3 separate regions of the Homo sapiens genome follow, and regions 1 and 3 are each linked to region 2. A link is a contact called in ENCODE Hi-C or POLR2A ChIA-PET data. All regions are on one chromosome and are shown on one strand. The core of a region is the stretch at or near the end of the contact, and the rest is flanking DNA. Distances in the headings are between cores, read along the strand shown. Region 1 holds the start of LINC03108 (long intergenic non-protein coding RNA 3108). Region 2 overlaps LOC107985365 (a long non-coding RNA gene). Region 3 has its middle 12 kb from the start of IRF2BP2.

Region 1 (2,700 bases), core at 117-2,616, 160 kb after region 2:
TTTTCAAGCCAAAAAACAATGGGCTCTGTGGACAGATGTCACCCCTCCCCCAGGCCATGCCCCTCACTGCCAGGCAGGGGAAGCAGAGGCGAAGGAGGAGGGCCCACTGCGCCCTAGGACTTGGGAATAGCTCTCAGCACCACGGTGGTGGGCTCCATTGTATGTCTTCCAGGACAGGGGCCCCTTCTTCTGGAAAGTACCCCCTCCCTAGCACAAATCAGAGTCCAGATGTGAGCAGGCATCAGTTCAGCTCTTCCCAAGCCGCAGTGTTTGAGCCAATGATGGTCACCTGGCCCCAGTGAAGGCCGTGAAGGCCCCTCTCTGTCCCTTTCTGGCAGTGAAGTCATGAGGTACAATAAGCAAAAGCTGCCATCGTGCACATTACCTGCCATAGAGAGGAAGCTTAGCAAAGAGATTTAGATCAGTATTCAGAGGAAGTTGAGGCGTGAGAAAAGAGAGAGCACGTGGCAGTGTTGGCTCCCAGTTGCAGGTGTCCAGGGTCACACAAAGCCCCCTTTTAAAAGCCCAGGCTGGTTTGACTTGCATTTCTCTCTCTAGAAGCTCTCAAGTCCTTGTTGAATATGGCAGTGACTGGATGCTGGCCATCCTACCTGAACTAGACCAGCCGAGCCTCTGCTCTGGCCAAGCAAATGGGAGGAGATGGAGGGAGAAAAGAGGAAATGGGAGAGACTGGGCCGGAAGAAGAACCCCTGTCCAAGGTGATGGAGGGCGTCGGAACACAGAACACCTGTAGCAGTTTTGCAGAGGGCTTCCAATTCTTTATCAAGCCTGCACCCGACTCTTAGGTTATACAGTCTTAGGCACAAGCAATTATCTGAATAATTGGAGTGTTTCTTAGAAGAGGTTTTAGGTGTCAGCAGCGATGTCTGTTCAGACGGCACACTAGTGACAGATCCTTGGAAAACTCCATGCTCTAGAAGAAAAAGCCAATCCTGACTTTTCACTTCGGAATGTCTCAGCTCCCCACCTGACCCTCTCCTATCGTATCATTGGCTAAATAGACAAAGGGACCACAAGAAAACTACCTCCTCCTTCAACTGCCTCCTCCATCAGTCTAGCGCCTGCCTAGGTGGAGCCCCTGAGAACTATGCTGCTCCCCCAAATGCAACTCCCACAAAGGAGGGAGCTCTTGAGGCAGGCACAGATCCAGGATTTGCCTCGGCTCTCTATGTCACTAGCCTCTCTCAGCTGAAACCACAGGAAGGCCTCAGGTCAGAAGGCTTACCCAATGTGAAGCAAGGTCATAGGGTCCAGCTGAGCCCCCTCACTCATCCAAAGGGGTCAAGGGAGGGCCAGCGGCTACAAGGGGTCAGAGCCTCAGGTTTGACTCCAAGTTCAAAGAATCTAGCTAAAGCCACACTGTGCCCCCTGGCACCACCCTCAGAAACAGATCCAATCCTGAGTCAGAGAGGAAGCAGACACTCACTGAATCACGCATCCACTTCCTCCTACCCACAGCCGCTCAGCCAAGACCAGCAGCCGCTTCCAAGGGACAAATTAGTGACTGACACTCGGAAAAGTTGATGCTGTAAAGGAGAGCAAGCAGGGCGCCACGCACGCGGTGTGAACCACCAGGACCGAGTTTACTGTGGCTCCCCACCCCCTGCATTTTTCAGAGTAAAACTGCACATTTTGTAACAGCCCCTATCCTGTCCTGCACTGACCTTGGCTGTGTTATTTTTCACTTCCCTGTTCAGAACACAGCCACACTTTCCAAATGCCATGAATCATCACCACCGAGCAACGGCCATTTAGCAAGGCAGGAAACCACTGCGCACCAGGCCTGGAAGGAGTAGCTCCCTGCAGTGGGCCTCTCCCACCCTGGCTGTTCGTCGTGGCAAGAGTCCACCACGGAGGCTGGCAGGGCAGAGTTGCCACCCCATGTTCTCAGTTTCTCCACCATCGTCCCTGGGGGCTTCCAGTTCCCCCTTGCACTAGGTCACAGGCAGCGTTAGCCATCTTCTGACTTTCCCGAAGCCTCTCTTGGTTGCATTGGCTGAAATGAAGCTGTCACCTTCCAATCTCGGAAGGGAGAGAAATTCTTGGTGACATTGGCTGAAGTGAAGCTGTCATCTTCCTATCCCAGAAAGGAAAGAAATGGGGAGACCCATTCGAGACCAAGGGAGGCCAGGCGCCATGGCTCACGCCTGTAATCCCAGCACTTACGGAGGCCGAGGCAGGCAGATCGCTTGAGTCCAGGAGTTCGAGACCAGCCTGGGCAACATGGTGAAACCCCGTCTCTACTAAAAATACAAAAATTACCCAGGCTTGGTGGTACATGCCTTTAGTCCCATTTACTTGTGGGGCCGAAGCAAGAAGATCCCTTGAGCCAGGGAGGTCAGGTAGATTAGATCAGGTGGATCTTGCACAGACATCAACAAGACATGGGACGTGCATTCTGCCTGCAAGTGGCCTTGCAGTTATAGGCAAATGTCATCCTGTCATCCTTTATGACCAGAGCCATGCAGGCTTCTAGATGCCATTCAACCAGTTCCTGAAAGTAGTCACCGGTGAGTCCATAAATCAATCAATCAACAAAATATTATTACCCTCAAATGGTTATCAAACTGTTCTGTGCTAGGCACCTGGCACCATGGCTCTCTGAATAACATATGTCTGCCTTCATGCCAGCCTTAGTTCCTCATGTAGTAATGATATCCTCATATGAAGTCATTATTT
Region 2 (2,736 bases), core at 167-2,666:
TGTAAAACCAAGTTCAGAAAGAACCAGAATGGAAATGCCCCCTCGGATCCTGAATTTCTTCCTTTCCCGCTCAGGGGTTTAAAGAGGCCCGACACTGACAGAGCTTTCGAAGCCTTTCCTGCTCTCTGGGACTCACCTGAGTTTAGTCACGTTTCTGTTGGCGTAAGGAAAAGCATTTTGCAACCACATCCACCCAATGATAGGATGGGAGGCCTCTCCACATAGTGAGGGTGGACCCTGTGTTTGCTGCAAAGGCTGTGCCACTGTCCACGTGGGATGCTGTAAAAGGGACTTCCACCTGGGTGGGCGGTGACATCAGCAGACCCCTAGGGTCTTTTCCAACTCAAAGCTTCTTTAATCATATGGTTTCAAGGCCAGGCACGGTGGCTCACACCCGTAATCCCAGCACTTTGGGAGGTCGAGGTCAAGAGTTCGAGACCAGCCTGGTCAACATGGTGAAACCCTGTCTCTACTAAAAATACAAAAATTAGCTGAGTGTGGTGGCTTGCACCTGTAGTCCCAGCTACTCGGGAGGCTGAGGCAAGAGAATTGCTTGAACTTGGGGGGCAGAGGTTGCAGTGAGCCTAGATCATGCCACTGCACTCCAGCCTGGGCTACAGAGACAGACTCCATCTCAAAAACAAAAACAAAAACAAAAAAAAAATCCTATGGTTTCAGGTAATGGGACTCTGGAAAGAATGGTGGCAGGACATAGGCTCTGAACCTGCAAGAAAGAATGATGGCTTGAGAAACAGAATTGATTTGATGTTGGGGGCCATCCTTACTAACAGGTCCCCCATGAGCAAGCTAATCCAATTCACGAGACAGAAGCTGGTCATTTGGATAGCTAAAAAAAAAAAAACCATCAACCATGACCCAGTTTCAGTGACAGTGCACAGTAATGGCCTCAATTAGGCGGAAATTGCTGGCGCTCCTGTTCTGCTTCTCCATGCTCATCCTCCTGAGCACTTTGCACCTTGATGGCGATGTGCGGTTGGTACACAATGTGTGTGAAAGGCGCTGGCATAAAAGTGGTTTTATGGCTGTAGCTTGGGTTTGTAAGCAGAGCAAACAGAAAAAAAACTCAGGAATAAAAGGGGCAATAAAATAATTACATAACGCTTTGAACTCACACTAAATACCACCTTTATTTCAAAGCTCTCAATGTGTTTTACAGGCAAGTTTAGAACTGTAGTCGAATCCCCTTTTATCACAGAGGAAACTGAGTCACTGTGCAGCGAGGGCTGGAGGGCATACAGGGTTTGTTACAAGGGAGGACTCTCGGAGACACCCCCAATAGAAGCCCTTCAGGGAGCGGGCCAGCGGGAGAGCACCCCCGACCACACCTTTGTTCTGCATTTATATGTACAGATTCTTATCCCTACGTATAAATTCTACCCACACATCCCGAGCCATGTCTGAGCCCCTTGACTCTGGCATTAACAATAGGAATAACAACACTTACCAGTTTTGATGCCTACCATACATCAGGCACTGCTTCCCCTACACCTCACTACCATCTGTGAGGTTGCTGTTATTATCCTCATTGTGTAAATGGAGACAATAAGAGGTTCAATGCTCTGGCCAGGTGACACCCCACACCCTCCAGCCCCAAACACACACACACATACCAGAGGTGGCCTCAGAGCACACACTTTCCTTACCACGGACACCTGCTTCCAAAATTAAAGAACCAGATTAACATTTTTCCAAAGAAGCCAGAAACTTCTATTTATCCCTCCAGTCTTCATTTCAGAATACGGAGAAGACCAGGACAGATTCTGACAGGCTTCCCTTAGAGTTGAAGAAAACAGTTTGGAAGACAAACAGCTAAAAAAAACAAAACCATGAGGTGAGCTGGACAGGCATTCTAAGATCTTAACTGTAAAGAGCTCCATAAAAGTTATAAGAGATTGTTAAATAATGGAGAGAATTCCAGAACTCCAAAAATATTACTATAGAGTGTTCAAATGAGGAAGAAGAATTTTTTTTTTTTTTTTTTTTTTGAGATGGAGTCTTGCTCTGTCACCCAGGCTGGAGTGCAGTGGCGCGATCTCGGCTCACTGCAAGCTCCGCCTCTCGGGTTCATGCCATTCTCCTGCCTCAGCCTCTTGGGTAGCTGGGACTACAGGCACCCGCCACCAAGCCCAGCTAATTTTTTTGTATTTTTAGTAGAGACGGGCTTTCACTGTGTTAGCCAGGATGGTCTCGATCTCCTGACCTCGTGATCCGCCCACCGAAGAATTTTAAAGTATTTATTGTTCTTAGATTTTGTGTGTGTGTGTGTGTGAGTGTATGTGTGCTTACTATTCAAAATTTGAAAACCGTCCCATTGAATGTATTTTAATTGTCTAATATGGGAACAACTCAAGAGTGACAAGATTACATGTCACTGACACAAGAACTACCCACTGTGGATTCTGCGGGACTCAATCACTCCTTCTAGGGCATGGCCACAGACCCCCCTAGCTCCAAGGGAACTCTGGCTAGCTACTCATCAAACCCGCTTCCCTTTCCTCCTGGGCAAGCTGGGCTCTATTTCCCAGGCTATTTGCAGTTGAGCATAGCCATGTGACTGGGTTCCGGCCAATTTTCCCTCTACCAGCGATCTGTAAAACTTCCTGGGCCGGTCATGGTGGCTCACACCTGTAATCCCAGCACTTCGGGAGGCTGAGGTGGGTGGATGACCTGAGGTCAGGAGTTCAAGACCAGCCTGGTCAACATGGTGACACCCTG
Region 3 (2,733 bases), core at 143-2,642, 230 kb before region 2:
CTGGATATACCAGGCTGGCACTCAAGGACGGAGGTCTAGGCTAGAGAAATAAATCTGAGAGTAAGCATATAATGTTATTTTAAAACCATATTTCTGGATGAGATTGCAGGGAGTAAGTGTAGACAGAGAGAGAGGAAAAAAAAAAACCATCTGAGGACTAAGCTTAGGGGCACTCCAACAAGTGAGACGATGAGGAATCAGTGAAAGAACAGCCAGTGAGGTTGCAGAATGAAGAAAGTGGTCTCTGGAAGCAAACTGAAGATACTGTTTCTTAATACCTTTATATTTAAGGTTAGAAAGAGGTGGAGCTGGAAGTTAAGAGTAAGCCGTCTGACCCCAGAGGCCATGTTATTTATCATGAGATATATGTGGGGAGTGAAAGAGCAAGTGAACCAATGAACAAATAAGTGAATGAATGAATGGCTATGGCCAGATGTTGGTTCCTTCATGTAATTTTTCCTCTCCAATCTCTCAACTCTTGCACATGCCATCTCTTTTCCTTTCATATTTGTTTATTTAACAATAAATATTGTTATTTATTTTAAAGTGTTTGTAGACATGGTGTCTCACTATGTTGCCCAGGCTGGTCTCAAGTGATCCTCCCACCTCGGCCTCCCAAAGTGCTAAGGTTACAGGTGTGAACCACCACATCCAGCATCTTTTCCTTCTTAACTGCTTACAATTCATCTTGTTCACGAAGAGTTTCAACCTAATTCCATCCATGTCCTCAACCCCTCAGCAAACATGGCCTAGATGAAGGATCTCTGGCTTGGTCTGGTCATTCCTTGAGACTCAGCTCAGCCAGTATTTGTTACTGAGACCTTGAATCATTTCTTTCCAGTGCTACAAATTTTGAGGCTGACAAACCCAACTCTTCATGACCTCTGAAGACTTATTCATGAATCCAGTGGCTCCTGTGTAAAGAAATATGATTTACAAGAAAATTAAATGATTTTTTTACAAACACAACGTTTTTACCAAGGCCAAAATCCAATGAAGATGCTCTTATTTCCCATTATACATCATTTTTATTGATTCCTTATTTAAACAAACCTTAACAAAAATGAAATATGTTCAAACATATTTTCAACCCACTCACCTCCAGCTGCTACCAGCCACACATATACCATCCTTGCTTTTAAAGTCATAAATGGAGTGAGGTAGACCATTTTGGTGGTTCATAGGCAGGCTGAGCCTTGAGTAAATGAATCTGAGCATAGGGTGTTTCAAGAAAAATATGCATATTCTTTTTTTGTGATATTTTTAGTTCCAATGAAACTATACATCCTCCAAGGTGATGATAACTTCGAGAATCTTCTGGTACTGTGATTGAAACCCAGTGAGTACTCTAGCTACAAGACACTGGCCTGAGACAATGCATTTTCTGTGATGACAGCAGGGGGAGCCCCTTCTCTCCAGTGTTTCAAAGCGATTTGCTATTATTCTGTTTAATATAATAACTGAAAGTCTCTATTTTGGGTGGTAGGCACTCACTGTGCCCAATCACCTAATGATGCCCTGTATGACAGCACCTTCTCATGTCTGGTTGATAAATGAAAAACCAGAAATCTGTCATAGAAATTACCTAATTTGATATTTTAGCCCCCTCTGAGGCAAGTACATCATATATATATATATATATATATATTTTTTTTTTTTTTTTTTTTTTTTAAGACAGAGTCTCACTTTGTCGCCCAGGATGGAGTGCAGTGTGGCGATCTCGGCTCATTGCAACCTTCGCTTCCCAGGTTCAAGTGATTCTCCTGCCTCAGCCTCCCAAGTAGCTGGGATTACAGGCATGCACCACGGCGCCCAGCTAATTTTTGTATATATAGTAGAGACAGGGTTTCACCATGTTGGCCAGGCTGATCTCAAACTCCTGACCTCAGGTGATCCACCCGCCTCGGCCTCCCAAAGTCCTGGGATTACAGGCGTGAGCCACTGTGCCTGGCCTATATTTTTTTTTAATAATTGCAAAACAGACACAAAAGCTAATTGAATTACCTGAGATGACTGCGCAAGTCCCAAGAACATCTGGAGATTTCCTGACCTTTATTCTAGTGGTTTTATCTGGGGGCAGAACTGGACAATTCTGAGGTGTTTTCAGAAAACCTTGAATTTGCATCTCTCAGCATAGTTCCCTCTCAAAGGTCTTTGTGAAGGAGCAGAGCCACTGAAATTGCATTGCTGCTGTGTTAAAAACAGCCACAGGAAAAGAGCAAGAATAATTTCCTAGGAATTGCATTTCAACCCGGAAAAGCTTCCAGATTCCTCAGTAACATATATAAAGAGCAGAGTGCATTGCATGATTTCCATCTCAAACTTCTAAATGGTTTTTGTGCCTATTATCTAGAAAGAAAAATATGTTGGTGAAGGAAGTCTTTGGGTAGGGTTGTGTCTAGGAATTCACAAGCCTGAAGCAAGGCTTTTTTTTTTTTTTCTAGCCTCCTATCCATTCACCGGTTCATTCACTTTTAAACAATCACTAAAACTATTACACAATACTTATTCCACAATCTAGTTGCTACTTCTGGTAGCCAGCACCCTGCCCCCCCAACTCCAAGGCTGGTGATGGAGAAATAGTTTAATGTCAGTTTTTTAAAGTGACAGGGGTCATGCTGTTCATTTTTTGAGAAAATACTGCAGAGTATTAAAGGGAATAATTAATAAAAATTAGCAGTTAACTAATTGGGTAGAACCTCAGGTGCACAACAATGCTATGATCAAAGAAAA

The links. A loop is a pair of places that touch in the nucleus more often than their neighbours do. ChIA-PET counts read pairs that join two places held with the same protein, here RNA polymerase II (POLR2A). Pooled maps may share reads with other maps.
Region 1: a pooled map shows a loop between it and region 2 (2.3-fold over the local background). The contact joins the promoter of LINC03108 here to the enhancer-like site in region 2. A Hi-C loop is called at or near these places in 3 of 168 maps with a recorded cell type or tissue (DLD1, endometrial microvascular endothelial cells and mucosa of descending colon) and 2 of 50 pooled maps. POLR2A ChIA-PET finds 5 or more read pairs at or near these places in 2 of 52 experiments (GM10248 and K562).
Region 3: a loop to region 2 is called in a pooled map, with 2.7 times the contacts of the local background. The contact joins two enhancer-like sites. A Hi-C loop is called at or near these places in 1 of 168 maps with a recorded cell type or tissue (HepG2) and 1 of 50 pooled maps. POLR2A ChIA-PET finds 5 or more read pairs at or near these places in 5 of 52 experiments (AG04450, Caco-2, K562 and 2 more).

What each region holds. Positions count from the first base shown.
Region 1 is chr1:234,979,410-234,982,109 of GRCh38, forward strand. It overlaps LINC03108 (long intergenic non-protein coding RNA 3108), which reads right to left and starts at 1,367. Exons shown (of 2, transcript NR_186308.1): 1 at 1,247-1,367; 2 at 1-934. RefSeq lists an enhancer at 126-629.
Region 2 is chr1:234,822,440-234,825,175 of GRCh38, forward strand. The region is part of intron 2 of LOC107985365 (a long non-coding RNA gene); the gene reads right to left. Among named protein-coding and RNA genes, the nearest start is that of LINC02961, 64 kb to the left of the region's middle. Within about 2 kb of position 1,417, at least 2 of the 41 ENCODE cell types and tissues checked have a DNase peak (open chromatin) inside an H3K27ac peak, as active enhancers do.
Region 3 is chr1:234,596,713-234,599,445 of GRCh38, forward strand. No RefSeq gene overlaps it. Among named protein-coding and RNA genes, the nearest start is that of IRF2BP2, 12 kb to the right of the region's middle. RefSeq lists an enhancer at 2,639-2,733. Within about 2 kb of position 1,393, at least 33 of the 41 ENCODE cell types and tissues checked have a DNase peak (open chromatin) inside an H3K27ac peak, as active enhancers do.